Linked DNA regions of Homo sapiens: region 1 is linked to region 2. Evidence: chromatin loops called from intact Hi-C (ENCODE). Cell type or tissue: heart right ventricle. All regions are shown on one strand. Each heading gives the region's core, and the rest is flanking DNA. Links, peaks and the distances in the headings are about the cores only.

Region 1 (8,000 bases), core at 1-8,000, 60 kb before region 2:
TGAGAGAAGAGAAAGTAGTTACACTGCAGACATCTGCAGGGCTGGCTTTAGAGACAAGCAGATTTAGTTCAGGGCTTTTGTAACAATCAGTGCTTCCGTAAGTGGGCTGCCTCCTGAGGGTTCTCAATAGGCGAGGTGATCACCTGTTAAGGATGCTTAGGAAGAACTTATGCACTGGGGCCTGATGATCTCTCGACAGCCTTCCATCCAGTATGTTTTATGAGACTGGGGATCTCTGTGCACAGCAGCAACATAACATTGTTCAAACACACCGTGCACATGGCTAGCTCTGTGGGCAGCGGGGGTGGGATGAAGTTGTCTGCACTAGAATCTCTTCTAAATTTCCATCTGTTTCATGCACATGCAGACAGAAGCTATTGCTCCCCTTTCCACTAGGAGAACAGTCAGACTGCAGTCAGTGCATCCCACAAAAGCAGTGATGGATTTCAGTGCATCAAGCTAAATATTTTCATGAAGTATTTTAACTGAACCAGATGTTCAAACCAGGCAGAACTGCCACTGCACCCGGCCCTAAATTTTTTTGCATTTTTAGTAGAGATGAGGTTTCACCTTGTGGTCCAGGCTAGTCTCGAACTCCTGACCTCAAGTGATCCTCCTGCCTCGGCCTCCCAAAGTGCTGGGATTACAGGCGTGAGCCACAAACCAGGCAGAATTGCTTGTGGGATGAGGAGATAGATTATTCTGTATTTCATTTCTATCTTTTACCTTTTTTTTCTTTCTGCCAAGCTGCCTCCATCTTTTCTTACACCAGAAGGCAAATTCTTTGGCCCCATGAATCTCATTCTTCTGGTTCACCCCTCTGCCTAGCAGAGTGCCTGGGCCACAACAGACATTTAACATGCATCTGTCTCATTAGCTGATTCTCCAAAGACGGCTCAATTTCCACCTCCCGGGGATCCCATGTGTTCTGGAGTGCTGACACCACTCAAAACCTGAGCTCCAAACCTAGAGTGTGGTGCAAGGCTTCCCTTTAGGTCTCTGCAGTTTGTTTAGCTCCACAACGGAACTAGGTCTTATGTACCTCTGATTTGCCATGATCTCTAGTCCAATATCTTGTAACTGATTCAGTTTGTGCTTTGGAGACAATATGATTCTGAGTAATATGTTAATAAGCCTGCAGATTTCTTTATAGTTTTTAAGACTAAATAGGATAAAACAAATCCATAGTATATACCCATGAATATTTTAGTAAGGTGGTAATTCACTGTGGGATGTACTAATAATTTCTGAGATCCCTGGATGCCGTCAATTCAGATTATTTATACCCTATGGGCTGGGAGAAGACCAGAGGGTGTGACCTTCACAGACTCCAGACTTCTAAGAATATTTTAATTATATAGCAAAGCTTAAAATATTCATTCCTCTTATTTTTCCCATCTATTAGGTTGGTGCAAAAGTAACCGTGGTTTTTGCTATTACTTTTAATGGCAAAAATCGCAGTTACTTTTGCACCAACCTAATATATTTGATTTAAATTTTTAGATGATACATTTTATTTTTTCCCCTCATCTGTGTAAGCACTGCTCCTTTCCCTTTTAAGTATTTTCATCTCTTACTTAAAATGTTGCTTCTTGACTTTCAATTCCAACTAAGATGATTTTCTATTTCTATAGCCTATCTCTTAAAAAGGTATCATCACAATACACTGAATTTAGTGTTTCTGTTAGTCAAGATGTCAATTACTTTTCTACTTTTAACACTGCATTGTGTTATGTGATCGTGAAGCAATTCAAGTAGATGTAGTACCTGCCTGCAAGGAACTTGCAATCTACCTGCACATGAGGTACAAAATAACGGGAGTATAACAGCTTATACATGATTGTACTTTTAGCACTGATGCAGAGGAGTGGAATAATTCTAGATGTGCTCAGATGAACTTAGGCAAATAGTTTGGAAGTTGTAAAATGTGTTTCCCAAAGCACAAAAAATAGAGAGGCAAAATGTGGATGACTTGCCCTGTGGGTTGGGGATGTGTGAAGAGAAGGAACCTGGCTTAGAAACACTGCTGATTGACTTCATAAAGGAGTCATTGGAAGGGACAAAGAAGTAAAGGAAGACAACATCAGCGGATGTGGCCTGGGTCATCTACATGTGAGGACAGTCACACACTAGACACAAGGCAAAAGGTGTGTCTTTTCTGACCTGGTCATGCAGATTAATGAGTTTTTGAAATACCACTTTACATGTCATATACTTAGGAAAAAATATGATTTCATTCAATGTATTTTGCAGATGAAGAAAGAGGAGGTAGGCCTGCCCCACACATCCCGATTCTGGTAAGGCAGAGAACTGAAGCTTAAACCCAGGACTTCTGCTTCAAAATCTTTTACAACAAGCTGGGCTCACCTTCTGGAGGATTTTTTGGGGGTTTGGGGAAAAAGAGGTGGGTAAATTTATAAGTCAGCTCAGAAAGCAATTCTCACGACTTCACAATTAAGCCTTATTTGTGAACAAAAAAACAGCATTCCTCAGGTTAAGTTAGCACTTTATTCAAAGGTCTAGGCTCTAAAAGGATTTTGGACTATTTCTAAAAGGAAAATAAAACCCAGACTCAAATATACAAAAGCAAGTGCTTGGGTCTCTGAAGGTAATCAAAACAGGGAGATGCAAAATAAATGTGAGTGATGAAAAAAATGCGGATTCTCAACGTTAGGTCTTCCAGGCATGTGTGCTGGTGCATTAGGCCTTCAGCCCATCACTGCTGCACTGTATTACACTCTAGGTACACTCAGTTAAAGACATGAAATGACCATAGCTAGAGACAGTAACATTGTAACCACAGCGTGTCTTCTCCTGGCACAAGCCTCTTGTACAAAGAAGTAGTTCTCCTTGTCCACAAATCTCAAACCAGGAAATCCCTAATTCATTTAATGATCAGGAAAATGCAAGAGATTTGTGTAGTTGTGACTCTTCCAGTTACTCCCCGCTGTACCATTATTTTAGGTTACCTATCACACAGGATGGTGTGCCTGATGGCACTGGCAGTCATTTCTCTATGTCTTGTAGAAAAGTTTACTCCTGGGAAAAACAATTTGGTCACTAGTCCTTGGACCTAAGTAACAGAATCTTGATGAAATGGTACCCATGATCAAATGTTAAAAGGAAGAAAGGGATGGAGAAAAGAAGAGAGGAAGGAAGGAAGGAGGAAAGGGAAAGAAAAAGGAGGAAGGGAGGGAGGGAGGGGAGGGGAAGGGAGACGAGGGGAAGGGAGACGAGGGGAAGGGAGGGAGGGTGGGGAGGGAAGGAGGGAAGAAAGAAAGGAAGGAAGAAAGAAAGGGAGGGAGGGAGGAAAGAAAAAAAGAGGAAAGAAGGAAGGAAAGAAAGGAGAAAGAGAAAGGAGGAAAATTAAAAAGAAAAAGGAAGAAAGGAAGGAAGGAAGAAGAAAGACAGGAAGGAAGGAAAAAGGAGGAAAGAAACAAAAGGGCAAGCAAACAAGAAAGGTCAAAAGACAGTAACGGCCCAATCAAAGCTTCCATGACGAATCTGTGCCTTTTTGGATCATGGTGTACTCAGGAAATGCAGCCGCCACAGGAGCACACGCTGTCTCCTGAACTGCAGGAAGAGCAGCGGTTAGCAGCAGGAGGTGTCCCTTTCACAGGAAGGCTGGGGTCTGGGCTGCACACTGCGGAGCAGATTCACATGCCAGGGTGGCCCCGCTTGGGCTATGAGGACATGGGTGCCAAGGTGGAACTGCTTTCTCAGGCTGCAGGCAGGCAGCTTGCTGCTTCTCTTTCTCTCTTTGAAAAAAAAAAAAAAAAGCCTTTCCTTCACCACCTCTCCTCGGTTGCTTTATCAGGTTGCAAAAGCATCTTTTAGGAAGTATCAAGGGGCATCACTCTCCACAATTTTTGCAAAACAATTCCATAGTTGTGATGGTGTCTGTCTTTGCAGCTTAGTTTACTTACAGCCTGTCCTCAAGGGCGCTCTCTGGGAACCTGCCTCATGTCTATAAAGCAGCTACCTCATTTCAAAAATTTAAAGAGGACTTCCCAACTTAAAAAAGTTACCATAGAGTACATGGGAATACAATGAAGGGATGAAGACAAAAATTAAATGTCATGTTTTTCTACATTTAATTCAGCTACTTAGCTTTGAAAAACTGATTTGTTTGACATGTTCACATGTTGTTGTATTCTCGTTACTTTGTACTTAACCAAAATGCCTACAAGTACAAGACCTGTACTTAAAACACAGCTACATAAAATAAACCCAATTGATGTTAAAATTGGACTGGACCTAGATTTTCTTTACATCAAATGTGGGCAAAAAATGAAAGACTTAAAAAGCAGATGTTCACATACATTTGTGACAACACTGAGAAAATGTTTTGAAAAGCAAATTGATTTAAAAACTACTTTTAGAGAGTTGATAAATGACTAGTCTTTGGCTAACATTCAACAAGGGTTAATCTAAAAAGTTTTTTTTTTTTCCACAATATAATGACACACAGTTCTTTGGAGCTCTCAAGATCTGCCTGCCTGTCCAATAGGTAACCCCTAGCTGCATGTGACTCCTGAGCACTTGAAATGTGACCAACCCAAATTGAAATGTGTGGTGAAGATAAAAAAAAAATACATCCGGGGTTTCAAACACATAGTTCAAAAAGAGTAAAATATTTCATTAACAATTGCTTATATTGAGTACATACTTAAATAATATTTAAGCATACTGAATTAAGAAAATATATTCAAATTAATTTCACCTGTGTCATTTTTCTTTTTTAATGTGACTACTAAAAATGGACCAGCAAATATGCAGGTCAAATTATGTTCCCCTTGGACAGTGCTACGCTGGAATTTCTGATTTCTATATTTCACAAATAATGTTCCACAGATGCTAGTTATCATCCATCTGTAAAACCTCTGTCCCTCAAACAATGACTGTTCAACGTTGTTGCGTCTCATAAGGCATAAAGCTGGGCTAGGACTGTCTGCCTATGTCCTGATTAGAAAGACTCCATACAGCCTGGATACGGTGCCTCACATCTGTAATCCCAGCACTTTGGGAGGCTGAGGCAGGTGGATTACCTGAAGTCAGGAGTTCGAGACCAGCCTGGTCAACGTGGTGAAACCCCATCTCTATTAAAAATGCAAAAAATCAGCTGGGCATGGTGGCGGGCGTGTAATCCCAGCTGCTTGGGAGGCTGGGACAGGAGAATCACTTGAACCCAAGAGGTGGAGGCTGCAGTGAGCCAAGATCACACCACTGCACTCCAGCCTGGGCTGCAGAGTGAAACTCTGTCTAAAAAAAAAAAAAAAAAGACTCCATACCCAACATTTAAAATATGTGTGCAGGCACAGGGCAAGCAGATTTTAAGGGTATATTTTTAGGAGACTCCATCAATAATAAAACATGGTTATTGAAATGGGAAAAATTAACTAACACATATAAAACCTTAACAGAAATTTTTACACTTAAAGCTACAAAGTCAAATATAAAAATCAGTGTTGAGACCATATATAAGTAGCAATAATGCTTTAAAACTGCGAGTAAATGCAGCCTTTACAGTGACAAAAACAACTCCATTGTCATCTCAGGATGAAAGTCACTTCACTTAGATCACAGCATTCTCTACAGAACAATAATTTCACTAAGGATTACTTGCACCATAACACTAAGATTAAGTAAGGGTGGCTACACCTGGTAATAGTTAATTGTCACTAAACATTATGGACAGAGTAGAAATGCTTGGGGGGCACTGGCAGATTCTTAATTTTATTGCCACCAAGTTCAACTGGAGAGCACAGAGATATTGCAAAAGCAGTCAAAATTCTGCCAGGTTCCAAGAATCATAATAAAAATGATCATATAGCTGCCTGTAGAAATATAATAACAGCACTTTTCTCATTTCAGCAGGATTTCACTTCTAGGGTAACAGTCCTTCACTCTGAAAAAGAGAACAGCCACATCTGCCACTGGGCTCTGCCATGCAGCAGGGGGCCATGCTGAAGGCCTTCCATCGATCACACCCAGCCTGGTGAGGAGTGACACCGGATGTTCAGGGCTTCACCAGAATCATCTCCTGGTGATTTCAGTGGAAATCGACAGCCTGCAGCCACATCCCCTGTGGGGGAAGTACTCTCCTGGCAGCAGGCCTTGCGGAGACACACCCTAGACCTGTCTCTCTGAGATCCCTGCAGCTGAACTCACTCCTGAAATTAGGGCACCAAACGGCTCTTCAGTTAATGGAGTTACAGCAAGTGTCAGGTGCTTCAAAGCACAAAAATACAATCCCCAGCCCTTCCACAGTGGAGGTAGTTTTCTGATAGACTCCTTAGACATGCGCATATTGCTAAGCCCTTACTGCGAAAGTATCCTCAAGAAGCCACCCCTGCAGGCACAGGGAGAACTGCACAGGCCACTTCCTGGACCTGCACACCTATCTCAGGGCTGCATTTAATCTAAGGAAGTCAACAGAAATTTCTTTGCAGAAGACCAACTTAATCACAGGAATTAAAGAATATTGCATGGGCTAATATTTTTCTGGAAAAATCATAGTAATTTAGTAACATATTAATGTAATTTAGACATCTTGCTTTACATTTAAAAATAATTCAGCCCCAAATAAAAATCATTCAGCCCCAAATAACAGCAATAGCATAATAGCTCATAAATAAGACACAGAATCCTTTTCTTTCTTTCTTTCTTTTTTTTTTTTTGAGAAGGAGTTATCACCCAGGCTGGAGTACAGTGCCACAATCTTGGCTCACTGCAACCCCCGCCTCCCGAATTCAAGCGATTCTTCTGCCTCAGCCTTCCCAGTAGCTGGGACTACAGGCACACGCCACCACACCCAGCTAATTTTTTTTTTCATATTTTAGTAGAGATGGGGTTTCACCATATTGGCCAGGCTGGTCTCAAACTCCTGACCTCATGATCTGCCTGCCTCGGCCTCCCAAAGTGCTGGGATTACGGCGTAAGCCACCATGCCTGGCCAAATCCTTTTCTAATCATACTCCCCCAGCAACCAAACTAAATGCTAAAGATGTGTTTTGTTTAGAATATGGAGAGTCTAGTTGCTCCAACATTTCCAGTTTGTGACTTCAACAGCAAAGAGTCATTTGGAACCAACTCTTCTGTTGGACAAATTATATGTACCCCACAGTCCTCCCCAATAGATTCACCCTTTCCCAGCTCCTCCTCCACAACACACACACACACACACACACACACACACACACACACACACAACCCTACCCAAAAGAATTCCTCCTTTCAAATTTCACTGTCAAATTTCAGCTGTCAGGACATTAAAAGTGTATTTAAGCTAGTGGTGCACAGATAAACCAGCTCTCAAAAAGAAAAAGCCTTGATTTGCAGCGTTCACCGATTTCTGTGGTGTAAATACTCCCAACCACGGTAGACTTCAAGCTACCAAAAGTTTACCAACAACCTGGCAGATTTTCCGCATATTACCAGTTGGCTGATTCTAGGTGGCTCACTGCTCACCGGAGCATGCTTTCTGAGTTCCCTATAAGTTTCTGTTATCTCACTGATCCTAACAGGCAAAGAGTTTAAAATTGTGAGCGTGTCTGCGGTAATTTGTGAAATGTAGGTTCCTGTTAGGGCCTTGAAGAAAGCTGGGCTTATCTGGTGGGAGACAGTAGCCCAGGCCCAGCCCTGCCTTGCCAGCAAGAGAGGGCTTGGTAGGGCAGCTTCCTGGCATGGCCCACTCCCCCAGAGCAAGAGCTTTCATTTAGTCTAACGGGTTCTGTGGAAACTTTCCGGGGCAATGTTAAGGCTGTACTCTGTTTAAGCCTTTCTACTTTTGCATAAAAGGAGGGGAAGCTGTTTTTTCTGGGTTATATTTACACTTCCCAAATCAGAAAATGCCCTAACCAGATAGGGGGACAGGTGGCAACTGGCAACCACAGCTCAACCCCCCAGCCTTTTTTTCCCCATTTCTTTCTGAAACCCCATGTAGAAGGAAAGTTAACGAAATGTCAGTTGGTTGTTTTATACACAGAGCTAACTATTCT
Region 2 (13,351 bases), core at 3,295-11,294:
GGCTGAGAAAACCTGGTGGTGTAGATTCTATTCCAAGCCTGAAGGCCTGAGAACCAGGAGCACGTCAATATCCGAGGGCAGGAGAGGATGGATGTCCAAGCTTAAGCACCAGTGGGCAGGGCAGGGGATGGGGGGATTGTGGGGAGAGAGAGAGAGAGAGAGAGATGACATATAACATTAATCATTGCAGTAATACTTAATATTATCAATAAGCCTACGTACATTATGAAAATGTAGTTGAGATAACTCACTTGACTTGCTTCATAGAATTAAAAAAGTGTTAATAAGAACTTAAATTTGGTCAAAATTATGTTGGAAACTAATAATTGATTCATTTTTGAAGGGAAAGGAAAATACATAATAAGCAAAGGCTGTTTAGAAAATTGAATTAAATCTAAGAGATAACTGAGTCCAAAAATGTTAGATGCAATTTTAATAGCCATTAACTTTACTGGGAAATTGAAAGACTGGGCTTACTGTAAAACAGTAACTACAAGTCAGACTTATACAAAGTTTAGAAAAACTCATAAATATGATTCCAAAAGCATTTATGATGAAACTATCCTATATCTTGAACCCCAAGCTATAACACATAACTGTGGAGGTCAAATTAAGTTGAAAAAGAAAAATAATGTACATTTGCAGCCAATAAGCCAAATTAAATACTCTCCAAGAACACAGGGTGAAGGTGAGAAACATTACAACATTCTCTCTGCCCCGTATAGAACAAAAGCTTAAAACATGGATTAATTCTACCTTTAGACAATGTAAACACCGATTTCTGAAATAAAATGAACTAGTAAAACTAATTTAAATCATGCCTTTGAAGCATTTATTGTCTCTTTTATTGTGGTAAAATACACATAACATAAAGCTTACCGTCATAACCTTTTTAAAGTATACAATTCAGTGGCATTAAGTACATTCACAATGTTGTGCAACCATCACCACTATTTCCAGAACTTGTTCATTCCAATGCCCATTAAGCAGTCACTCCCATTTTCTGCTGCCCTCAGCCCCTGGCAGCAACTAGTCTGTTTTCTGTCTCTATTAATTTGCCTGTTCTGGATATTTTATACAAATGGGGGCATATACTTTTTGGCCTTTTGTCTGTGGCTTCCTTTATTTAGTATAAGTTTTTGAAATTAACCTATATTGTAGCATGTATCAGTATTCCATTCTGTTTTATAGTGGAGCAATTTCCGCTATATGAATATATCACATTTGGTTTACCCATTCGTCTGTTGATGAATATTTAGGTTGGTTCTACCTTTTGGCTACTGTGAACAGAGCTGTTATAAACATTCATGTACAAGTTTTTGCTCAAACACCTGTTTTGAATTCTTTTGGGTATATACCTAGGAGTGGAATTGCAGGACCACATTGTAATTCATTTTAATTCCTTCCAGCAATATATGAATATTCTGATTTCTCCACATCCTTACCAACACCCATTATTTTCTTTTTTTTTTTGAATTATAACCATTCTAGTGACTGTAAAGTGGTTTTAATTTGCATTTTCCTAATAACTAATGTCATGGAGGATCTTTTAATGTGCTTATTGGCCACTTGTATATCTTGGGAGAAATGATAGGCAAGTCTTTTGCCCATTTTTAAATTGGATTGTCATTTTGTTGTTGAGTTGTAAGTGTTCTTTAATATATTCTGGATATTTTATATCTTCTGAATATGTACTTGGCTTTATACATTCTAGTATAGAGAATCATATCAGATATGTGGTTTGCAAAAGCTTTCTCCAATTCTGTGGGCTGTCTTTTCACTCTCTTGATAGTGGCATCAATGCACTACAGGTTTTAATTTTGATGAAGTTCAGTTTATCTTTTTTTTTTATTTTGTTGAGTGTGCTTTCCGTGTCATATTTTAATGTCATTTTAACTGCATTTTGAAGTAGTCAAATGTTTTGATAAGAGTAACCTCAGTATGTTTTATAATCTACGACTATTTCCTTAAATATTTTCCCCAAAATATTTCAAATTAAAATGTCTGTTTTCAGATTTGTTGTTGTTAAAAAAATGCATGTGCTTAATCTGTTTAGTGAAAATGGAGCTTTAGGGTAAAATTAGGAAAGTGCAGATATTTTATGGTTTTTGTTTTCTTAAAAAAATTGTGACCTAAAACCTAAAAGCCTTCATGTGGGGAAATGAAATGTATACTAGAATTGGAAAGAAAGTGACCAAAAATTATCTGTGAAGGATGAGTTTGTTCATTGCAGTTGGCCCAATGGCTTACATTCTATTATACCCAAGGAATTGGAAGATGTTATTTGCTGAGCCATTACTTCTTCATTGAAGAGAGGAAATAAAAAAATAGTCACCAACTTTAAAAAGAGATTCTGGATGATTCTAAAAATGATAAGGTGGTTTCAATTCATAAGCTATAAGATAAGTAATCAACTGGATTGCTAGTGACAAACCAAATATTTAAATTAATTTTGGTTTTCATTTTGTAAAATAAGGACAAAATTTTAGTTTTGGAGAAAATTGATCTAAAATAAAAGCCAACAAGGAAGGGTTACAACGATTTCATGAGAAACAAGGTTATAGCATTTGCTGTAAGAAACCTCATTACCAGTAGAATAAACAGCATGGAAGTACAGATACCTCACCCAAGAAAATATGCAGGTGACAAATTAGCACATGAAAGGTACTGAATATCATATGCCATTAAGAAGTTGTAAATTAAAACAATGAAATAATACTACACACCTACTAGAATGATGAAAATCCAAAGTACTGACAACACCAAAGGTTGACGAAATGTGGAGCAATAGGATGTCTCACTCATTGCTGGGGAGAATGCAAAATGGTCCAGCCACTGTGGAATTCAGCTGACAGTTTCTTACAAACTGAAACATACTCTTACCAAACACAGTTCAGTAATCACTCACTTGATATTTACCCAAATGAACTGAAAACTGGTGTCCACACAAAAACATGTAGTAAGTATTTCTAGCAGCTTTATTTTTAATTGTCCAAACTTGGGGGCAAGCAGATGTCTTTCAGTAGGTGAATAGGTGAATAAACCGTGGTACATCCAGACAATGGAGTATTACTTGGCGCTAACAATAAATGATCTATCAAGCCATGAAAATAAATGAAGGAATCTTAAAGGTATATTATTAAGTTAAAAAAGACGGTCTGAAAAGGCTGCATACTCTATGATTTCCACTCTATGATATTCTGGAAAAGGCAAAATTACGGAGACAGCACAGAGATCAGTGGTTGCCAGGTGTTGGGGGGCAGCAAGGAAGGATGAATTAGGAGAGCACAGAGGATTTTTAGGGCAGTGGAACGATGTGTATGATACAATAATGGTGGATATATGTCATTATATATTTGTCGTAATGGATAGAATTTACAACGTCAAGCATGAACCCTAATACAAGCTTTGGACTTTGGGTGATAATGACATGTCAGTGCAGGCTCATCAATTGTAACAAATGTGTGCCTTCTGCTCAAATTTGCTGTAAACCTAAAACTGCTCTAAAAAATAAAGCCAGCTGGGCACAGTGACTCATACCTGTAATCCCAGCACTTTGGGAGGCTAAGGCAGGCAGATCACTTGAACTCAGAAGTTTGCAACCATCCTGGGCAACATGGCAAAACCCCATCTGTACAAAACACAAATACTGAGCCCAGCAGAAGGTCGAGCTGTGATCATGCCACTACATTCCAGCCTGGGCAACAGAGTGAGACCCTGTCTCAAAAAAAATCTGTGAAGGCTGGGTGCAGTGGCTCACTCTTATAATTACAGCACTTTGGGAGGCCGAGGCAGGCAGATCATGAGGTCAGGAGTTAGAGACCAGCCTGGTCAACATGGTGAAATCCCATCTCTACTAAAAATACAAAAAATAGCTGGCATGGTGGCATGTGCCCAGCTACTTGGGAGGCTGAAGCAGGAGAATCGCTTGAACCTGGGAGGCGGAGATTGGAGTGAGCCAAGATTGTGCCACTGCACTCCAGCCTAGATGACAGAGCAAGACTCCATCTCAAAAAGAAAAAAAAGATCTATTAAAAATTATGTATGTGATAGTTTGTCCTGGAAGGCCAAAGGTAGATAATTCTAGAAAATTAGGAAGCAAGGCTGCTAACCGGTTGACACATGCCAATCATTAATGGAGGGCGGCTTCCCAGGGGCTTTAATGTTCTGGGACTTCCATCCAGTGGCCAGTGTGTGTGAGAGAGAAAGAGAGGCACAAAGGGCCAGTGAGATCCCAGAGGACAGGAGTAGTGCTCCTATGTCACCCTGCTATCTTACTGCTTCCCAGTTACCCAGAAGTCTAACAGGGTTCCATTTGTGCACTTTGAAGTCTGATTCTGACCAGAGAAATTTCTTCCTCCCTATCTGGTTATTGGTGCTTGATAATCCTCTAAGTAACAGACTTCCCCAATTAGAGATCAGAAGCTTAAAACTAAAAAAGAGCCAAATAATACAGTCTAGTAGACCCTGATAACAGATCTCAAGTTGGGAAGCCCTGAAACTGAGTTGGTGCATTTAAAGGGTGGTGGGGGGTGCGTTTCCCTGAGGAGAGGATCCATATCTTTTATCAAGATGTCAGGGCAGGTCTGTGATGCACCGAGCCAACTTCTCTTTTCTCCTGCCAAAAATGGTTAAGAACCACTGGGCTAAAGTTGATGAAGCATATTCACACTGCAGTGTAATCCATCAATAAGAGCAAATGGCTAGTGGGAGTGACTTCCCTTTTGATTTGGGGCGATGCCAGAAGAGCACTGCTGCCTGAGTGGAGGGAAAGGGCACACAAAGAGGAGGCAAAGAAGGATTTCCCTGAAGACCATGACACTGAGAACTTTTAGCCTTGGGTCAAGCTCATTTGCTTCTTGAGTGAAGCCCAGTCCCAGGTCCGTGTTGGTCCAGGAGGTTTGGTCCAGGAGGTTGCACTCATTTGTGTGCGGCACCATATCACAGGATGCATGACCCCTGTGCTCACTGGGATTGTTACACTTGCTACTGAACACCCTCCTTCCCTCCCTCCCCTCCCCTCCTTCCTCCCTCCTTCCTTCCTTCTTTCCTTCTTTCCTTCCTCCATCCCTCCTTCCTTCGCTTTCCTTTCAGTCCCTTCCTGTTTTCTTTCAGACTTTTAATCCCTAAATGTTTCCCTCCATTCATCATTTCTTCATCCATCCACTGTCAACTGTTTATAGCGACATGCCAAATCCTGGGCTGGGCCCCAAGCCTACAAGAGGCTACAATATGCTGCTTTCATTCAAGAACACCAGTATTTACTGAGGAAGACAGAAATGAGATCAAATTCCACTCAGGGTGATAAATGCTATGCAGAGGAGGAGATGTATGCTAGTCAGGGGCTTCTTTATAAATCATTTGGTGAATTAAGAGATTATTGAAATGTGGACATCATTATGGCTTTGTATTCTACCTGTCTTCTATCCTCCAAGTAATAATTCAGTTCTTTATTTCATCTTTACAAAGATGATACAGAGTGCTTGGGCTTTGTGACTTCCTTCTGACAAGTGACAGATGGAGGCTGGCTGTCCAAACTGACTGGCTCATGCTTTCCTGTGGCCAGCAGCATAGTGGGAATGGGTTTAGTACTGGGGACAAACCTGTGCAGGGGACCCACCTACTACTAACTGATCCCTGCGTGAACTAACCCATGGCCCATTAACACACTGATCTGTTCAGCGGACAGGATGTGGGCTACCATTGACCACACCCAGGGAGGGCTCAGGCCCCCTCAAAAGTTTCTCACACATTGAGGCTTAATCCTAGCCAAAGTAAAGAGTGCCAAGGAAGAATATAAGTGCTCATGTAATCTCTCCTCCAAGGTTCTAGAGCTGCCATTTTCTTATACAGGGTAGGACGGACAAAGCTTATTAACTACTTTAAGTCTGTGAAAGTTCTTAGCCAGTCTCTGTAATGGATAGGTTTTGGAAGTCTACATAGGTCTCACTAAAAAAGTGGGCAGGTATCTCTATCTCACCCTGTAGCCCCCCACCTTCTTGGCATTGTTTATTGGACCTGGGGCAGCCCCCTAACTCCAAATGGGTCAGTTAGATTTTCACCCCCAGGAATTTGGCATTGGCACCTAACATGCTGATTGATAGCCAAGGAAGGCTGTGAAACAGAGGTTTGGGCTTTCATATGTGTTCATATGTATAACACAACAGGCACATGCCTTTGCAGAGTTATAGGAATGAGAGGCCCTAGAGAGGAAGAGAGAAGACTCTGTTAAGGCCTGCTGGAGGCAGGAGAGGGGCCGAGGTTCCTGCTGAGCTCACTGGGACTTTCTTGTTTCTCCTTCTAACTTCTGAAAGGCCTCGGGTGCCTCTCTGCCCCTGGACACCATGGGACTCACCTCATTCTGGAAAGAAACATAGAAAATAAAACCAAACGCAAATTTTTACTTTAGGTAGCTGAATGGGTCTCCGTTACTCTCCTCCTGACTAATTATCCAAAGTGCAAATGGTTAAACTGTGAGTTATTGTTGCTATTGCTGACCTTCACGGCTGAATTTCTTTAGGCAGTCCTTTATAAAAAGACGATTATGACCATAATGGCAGAGGAATGGTATCTTCAAGTCCATCTATTTGGCTCTATGACCCTAGCACATAATAACGCCCTCTGGAGAGAATGAGGAACTAGATGAAAATGGAACAGGCTTGCCCCCAGGAAAATTGACATAAGTGTCTGAAACAACTGGCCAGTGGAAAGGAACCAGCCGTCAGGGGAAGCAGGAATGCCCCCGTGGTGAGGATTTTCAGAAATGTGATCGTCATTTGCTTGTTTGGGATAGCTGGAAGCATTCCAAAAACGAGGTGACCTTTGGCTGTTCCTCTTCTCGGGGCCCTTGCGTCTGCACTGCGAGCTCCATGGCTGTCTTTTGTGCTGAGTGGCTGGGTTCCTGCATCCCAGGACTTTGTCTGGCCAGCTTTGTGGGTATGTTGCCTACTTCTGGGATCTATTTTTACTATACCTTTTACCACTGGACATTTGAAAAGCCCTCATGCCTCCATCTCCTGGATTCTGGTACTGTAGCTGGCTCCTTGTAGTGCTATGAAGGCGGTGTGAGAAATAAATGATTCAGAGAAAATTCAGAGTGAAACCAAATAGGAAGCTGGAAAAAGTGAAATTTTACAATGTATTTCCCTGTCCTTCACTTGTCTCTATTTTCCTGGCCAGGATTCATCCTCAGAGACTATTTTTACCCTGTTCCTGACCCAGCGAAACCTTGAGGTTCTGCAAATCTTACCAGATTTAGATTCCATTTGTGTTTTCTCTATAACCTCTTATTTCTGGGAAAGAGAGGCCATCAGAAGAGACTGCGTTTAGCTTGTACTCATTTCTCTCCTCTCATGCTGTGTGGGCCTCGGTCTCTTTTTCGGGAGATTGCATGGAGAGCCTCAAACAACCTCACCAGAGAATAAAAGTTTTGGCCAGGCGCGGTGGCTCATGCCAGTAATCCCAGCACTTTAGAAGGCCGAGGAGGCAGGCTGATCATGAGGTCAGGAGATGGAAACCATCCTGGCTAACATGGTGAAACCTTGTCTCTAGTAAAAATACAAAAAATTAGCCGGGCGTGGTGGCGGGCACCTTTAGTCCCAGCTACTCGGAGGCTGAGGCAGGAGAATGGGGTGAACCCTGGAGGCGGAGCTTGCAGTGAGCCGAGATCGTGCCACTACACTCCAGTCTGGGCGATAGAGCGAGACTCTGTCTCAAAAAAAAAAAAAAAAAAAAAAAAAAGAAAAAGAAAAAGGAAAGAAAAGTTTTACAAGCCGAAGAAACCAAGGACAATGAAACCTCTTCTCCCAAGGAATTTGGGAGCAGAGCATGCCACGCTTTCTCTGTTCTGGAAGGCCCTATCCTTGGGGACTTCAGAGGTGCACAAGACGGAAGCTCAGAGTAAACTGTATCTTCTACTGCAGCTTCCAGGAGTAGTCTGGGAACTGCCAGCCCTGCCCCTAAGCAGATGTGCACGTCTGCTGCTGTCCTCGGGAGGGGGAGGCCGGAGTGGCAAACTCCCAGAGTGCTGAAGAAAAGACGTGTCCCACGCAGAATTTTCCCACAATCAGCACACGGGACAAGGAGAAACCAAGAGGCCAAGCTTGAGCCTGGCGGAAATCACAAGATCTGGGCTGCAGCTGTGGGAGGGTGGCTGGTGCTCTTGCCCGTCTGCGTTTCTTACATCTGGAATATTCCAAGTGCTCAAGCCAGTTAGCAGAGGAGTTTCAGACAGGCTTGAGGGGAAGGGGAGAAGAAAGGTCTGTTCTAAGGAAAATAATTCTCTTGCTTCCACTTCACAGATATGGTCTGTTGAAAATTCTCTCCCTCTCTCTTCTTTTTCACTCAACATCAGAGCAGAACATGCTGCCTTGTCTGAACTGAGAATGAGACCTGGGGTCTATTTCTGGTTCTGCCAACTGACTCCTGGGTGACCTCAGTCACTTCCTCTCTTAGAGCCTCAAAGTTCCCCTCTCTAAAAAGAACCTTAGAATATTCTTACAACCAGAAATAGAGCCCAAAAACATAGAATATGTAATAGACACAACTCTTAATTTCTACAGTCTAATCCCACATGGACTGGATTCAGTGATGGGCAGATATGGTACAAGAATATTCCCTGGTCATCTTCATCCTGGCAAAGACGTAGTCAAGTATAGCAGTTTTCTCCTCTGACTTTCTCTGATTTCACCAAAGCCTGAGGATAAACTCCTTCTAGTTACATCCAAAGCTGGTGATGGGAGATCCTGGGAGGAGAGAGGTGGGGCTGTGCCAATATAGAAATGAATTTCAGCTTCAGGAAAACTACCATCTGGATGAAATCGAAGGCACTGGCCAGTCTTTGTTGAGTTGCAGCTGTGGCAATAGGCATATAAGTCAGGATTAGGAGGAAAAGGTCTGAAGCGGAGATGTTCTCAGGTCTCAACATGATTTGGATTGAGGTAAAAATATTTATTAACTTTTCATATTAAGTATGCATGTTAACACTTCTATGGTGACCACTAAAAAACAGGAATAAGGTAGATAACTTCCAAACCGGTAGTGAAGAAAACCCCTAAATCCAAAAGGAAGCGAGAGTAAAAAAATAAAAAGCAGTACAAATAGAAAACATAAAGTAAAAGAAATAAATTAGAATACGTCCTTACTTGAAAGAAATTTCAGTAGGCCAAATTCTGTAGTTGAGATTGAACTAGATTTGCAGTGGATTTTAAACACAAAGCAAGCTATGTACCTTTTACAATAGACATATAATACAAGTTATCAGAAGGATTAAAAGTGAAACTGTGGGTAAATATATCATAGCCAAATAGAGACCAAAATAACAAACAAAAACAAACAAAAAACCAACAACAAAGAAACAAATAAAAACAGGTGCAGCTTTATTCCTATTAAACAAAAGAGACTCTAAGGTAAAGGATATTATGAAAAAAATAAGAGAATCATTACAACCTGATCAGAAAAATATAATTATTCCAAGCTTTTAAACTAAGAAATCGCCTCATAATATAGAAACAGAAAAGGACACACAAGTCTAGATGGAAATATAGGTAAATGTACTATCATACACTTAAATAGATATACCATGTTCATAGATCAAAAAACTTGATATTTTAAAGATGTTATTTTTTTCAAATTGATTTAGAAATTCAATACAATCCCAATCAAACATCCTCTTCTTAAAGAGCTTGATAAGATAATTTTAATATGTATGTCAGGAGCTCCAAGAGTTAAGGATAGCTAAGAAAATCCTAAAAAATGTGGGGCCATATGCCTTAACAGCCAACAAGAAATATTATGAATAACAGTGATTAAAATGGTCTGGTATTGAAATTAAACAGATCAATGGAACAGAAGAGAGCCTAGAAACACACTCATACCTATGTGGTATGACTAGTTTGTTATCCACACAGGAAAAAAATGAAAATTAAATCTTTTCTCAGTCCATTTCTCTAAAATAAAATTATCACAGATAAAATTGTGAACTACCAAACATTTGCTTTAGAAAAAAATCTACCCTCCAACTCAGATTTTTAAAATTGATAATAAAAATAATAGCAAAATGGACAAAAGGCTTGAATAGACACTTACAAAAAAGAAACATAAATGACTTATTTTAATTTTTTTAAATTTTACTTTAAGTTCTGGGATACATGAGCAGAACGTGCAGGTTTGTTACATAGGTATACATGTGCCATGGGTGGCTTGCTGCACCCATCAACCCATCATCTAGGTTTTAAGCCCCACATGCATTAGGTATTTGTCCTAATGCTCTCCCTCCCCCTGCCCCCTAACCCCCAATCGGCTCTGGTGTGTGACGTTCCCCTCCTTGTGTCCATGTGTTCTCATTTTTCAACTCCCACTTATGAGTGAGAACATGCGGTGTCTGGTTTTTCTGCTTCTGTGTTAGTTTGCTGAGAATGATGGCTTTCAGCTTCATCCATGTCCCTGCAAAGGACATGAACTCATTCTTTTTAATGGCTGCATAGTATTCCATGGTGTATATAGGTCACATTTTCTTTATCCAGTCCACCATTGATGGGCATCTAGGTTGATTCCATGTCTTTGCTATGGTAAGTAGTGCTGCAATAAACATACATGTGAATGTGTCTTTACAGTAGAATGATTTATAATCCTTTGGGTATACACCCAGTAATGGGATTGCTGGGTCAAATGATATTTCTGGTTCTAGATCCTTGAGGAATCACCACACTATCTTCCACAGTGATTGAACTAATTTACACTGCCACCAACAATGTAAAAGCGTTCTTATTTCTCCACAGCCTCACCAGCATCTGTTGTTTCCTGACTTTTTAATAATCACCATTCTAACTGGCGTGAGTTGGTATCTCATGGTGGTTTTGATTTGCATTTCTCTAATAACCAGTGATGATGAGCTTTTTTTCATATGTTTGTTGGCCACATAAATGTCTTCTTTTGAGAAGTGTCTGTTCATAACCTTTGCCCACTTTTTGATGGGTTGTTTGTTTTTTTTCTTGTAAATTGGTTTAAGTTCCTTGTAGATTCTGGATATTAGACCTTTGTCAGATGGGTAGCTTGCAAAAATTTTCTCCTGTTCTCTGGTTTGTCTGTTCTTTCTAATGATAGTTTATTTTGCTGTGCAGAAGCTCTGTGATTTGATTAGGTTCCATTCGTCAATTTTGGCTTTTGTTGCAATTGCTTTTGGTGTTTTAGTCATGAAGTCTTGCCTATGCCTGTGTCCTGAATGGTATTGCCTGTGTTTTCTTCTAGGGTTTTTATGGTTTTGGGCTTTACATTTAAGTCTTTAATCCATCTTGAGTAAATTTTTGTATAAGGTGTAAGGAAGGGGTCTAGGAGAAACATAAATGACTTACAAGCACATAAAAAGATGCTTAATCTCATTCATAATTAGAGAAATGCAAATTAAAACTGTATTAGAATATTATCAAATTAGCAAAAATTGAAGTATTTAAGAATATTATTTCTAGTAGCACCCTTTGTAATAACAAAAGATTTAAGAAACCAGAAGGTCCACTGGGAAGTGAATATTTTTAAAAATTGTGATGTATGCTTGTATTGGGAGGCCACAAAGCAGGTGAAGTGAGCTGACTCTACGCTACACATCAATACAGATGAATGTCAGGAACTTAGTCTTCAGTGGAAAAAGCAAATCACAAAAGAATATAAAAGTTATACTTCCATTCCTATAAATCCAAAGACATATATTATTTAATAGATGTTGGAAAATAACAATAATTTTCTGAAGAACATAAGGAAATAAACCTAAGATTCAGGATAATGATTTTTTCTGAGTAGGTACAGAAGAGAATAAGATTAGAGACATCCCCAGGACTTCAGAGTAAGGATGATGAGTATTTTCTCAAGTGCTAAGTTCATGACTGTTGCATGACTAATCATTATACTTTATGTATATTTTATATTATTGTGTCTACTCAGTAGTTAAAAAAAATTATAATCTCATGAACAATTTTGAACTTCAAACATACAATTCTATATCATTATTTTTAAAATGCATAGTGTTACATTGAATGGATACATCTTTTTTATTTAATTATTTCCCTATTGATGTAAATTTAAGAGTTTTCTTCCTCAATTTTTGGCTATTCTCATGCAACACAATTTTGAGGCATCTTAATAATTAAAAAAAATAAAACAAAGAAAGTGTCTTTGTTTAACAAAACAAGAAACCCATGTGAAGATTTGATGCCAAGGACATTGGTGTGGTCAAAGATTAGCCCAGAAAGGAGACAGCTAAACTAATGTGCAAGAGAAAAGGAAAGGTTGGGAATCAGACGGCAGAGGGTGAGATGGGAGAGGGGTGAGTATTCATTCTGTGAGGCTGATTCTTCTTCTGGAATACAGGTTGGTTCCAAAACACCAAAGACTTTCTGTGTGCCCCTTAATCCCCCATAGTAGTGGGTCCTTCAGTTTTGCTAAAACTTCTGTTACTACCCAGTCGCTGCCCAGATGCAAATTTCTCTTACATGGAATTCTGTTATAAGCAAATTTAGTATGTTTTCTTTTTTCCCTGCAAAACTCAGGAGCTGCGTTTTCTGTATGGTTATTGAACATAATTAGATAATGCGGGAGCCAAGGATTGGATGTACAAAGGGATGAGAAGGGAAAGGAAGAGGAAGTGTAAAGTTCTTTTTCAGTCCATCTCTGCCAGGAGGGCCAGGGTGAGTTGATTGGAGTATATATAGACCCTCCTGCCCCTGTGATGCTTAATGAACATTTGTTGATTGTTTAATTTGTTGACCGTCCAATAAGGAAAGAATTTATTTGATTGAGAACTGTTAAGAAATGAGTTTCTTTATTAGCGATAGCTCTTGTTATTTTTTTGATGTGTCTTTGAAAAGATGGCCCAAGATGACATTTAAATAGAGATGTTGCCATATGTAACGGGTCACATAAACCACAAGCACAATATCCCAGTAATTTAATAACAGTTTAGGAATAAGATTTCCATTAGACATGCCTGAAATTAGAGCGTACTATTTTACTGCTTTCTATCAAGGAGACCTCTAAATTCCCAATTTAAAATGGATACATTTCTAGCACGAGAATTAGTTAAAGTGGGTATCTGAGTAAGAGGATAAATTGGGTTGGAGACTTAGCCATTGTCGTGGTGTGCAAATCTGATAGCTCCTAAGGTTATTAAAAATTCTGGGCTAATGTTCTGGAAAGAATGAATTTGCTATTACAGAAATATTCCTGCATCATGGTACCTCTGCGGTTGAAGAATCTTCTCTAAATTTAGCATATGTTCTAGGAAAGAGATTAATCGAATTAATAGGAAGTATTTATTAGAGAAGAAATAAATAGATTTTTGCCAATTAATGAGATCAATCAG

What was found. Hi-C counts contacts between places; a loop is a spot of excess contacts. Peaks named below come from ENCODE experiments on the same cell type or tissue, not always from the same donor. Only the 100,000 strongest peaks of a DNase experiment are listed, where the experiment ranks them.
Region 1: a loop joins it to region 2, with 3 times the contacts of the local background. A loop is called at or near these places in 3 of 110 quality-filtered maps.

What each region holds. Positions count from the first base shown.
Region 1 is chr7:50,338,427-50,346,426 of GRCh38, reverse strand. The region is part of intron 3 of IKZF1 (IKAROS family zinc finger 1); the gene reads right to left. Among named protein-coding and RNA genes, the nearest start is that of IKZF1, 38 kb to the right of the region's middle. In heart right ventricle, for the core only: no CTCF peak of the experiment used is centred there; a DNase peak (open chromatin) is centred at 3,599; H3K27me3 peaks cover 1,948 bases.
Region 2 is chr7:50,276,823-50,290,173 of GRCh38, reverse strand. No RefSeq gene overlaps it. Among named protein-coding and RNA genes, the nearest start is that of IKZF1, 21 kb to the left of the region's middle. RefSeq lists an enhancer at 7,898-8,187. In heart right ventricle, for the core only: no CTCF peak of the experiment used is centred there; a DNase peak (open chromatin) is centred at 6,794.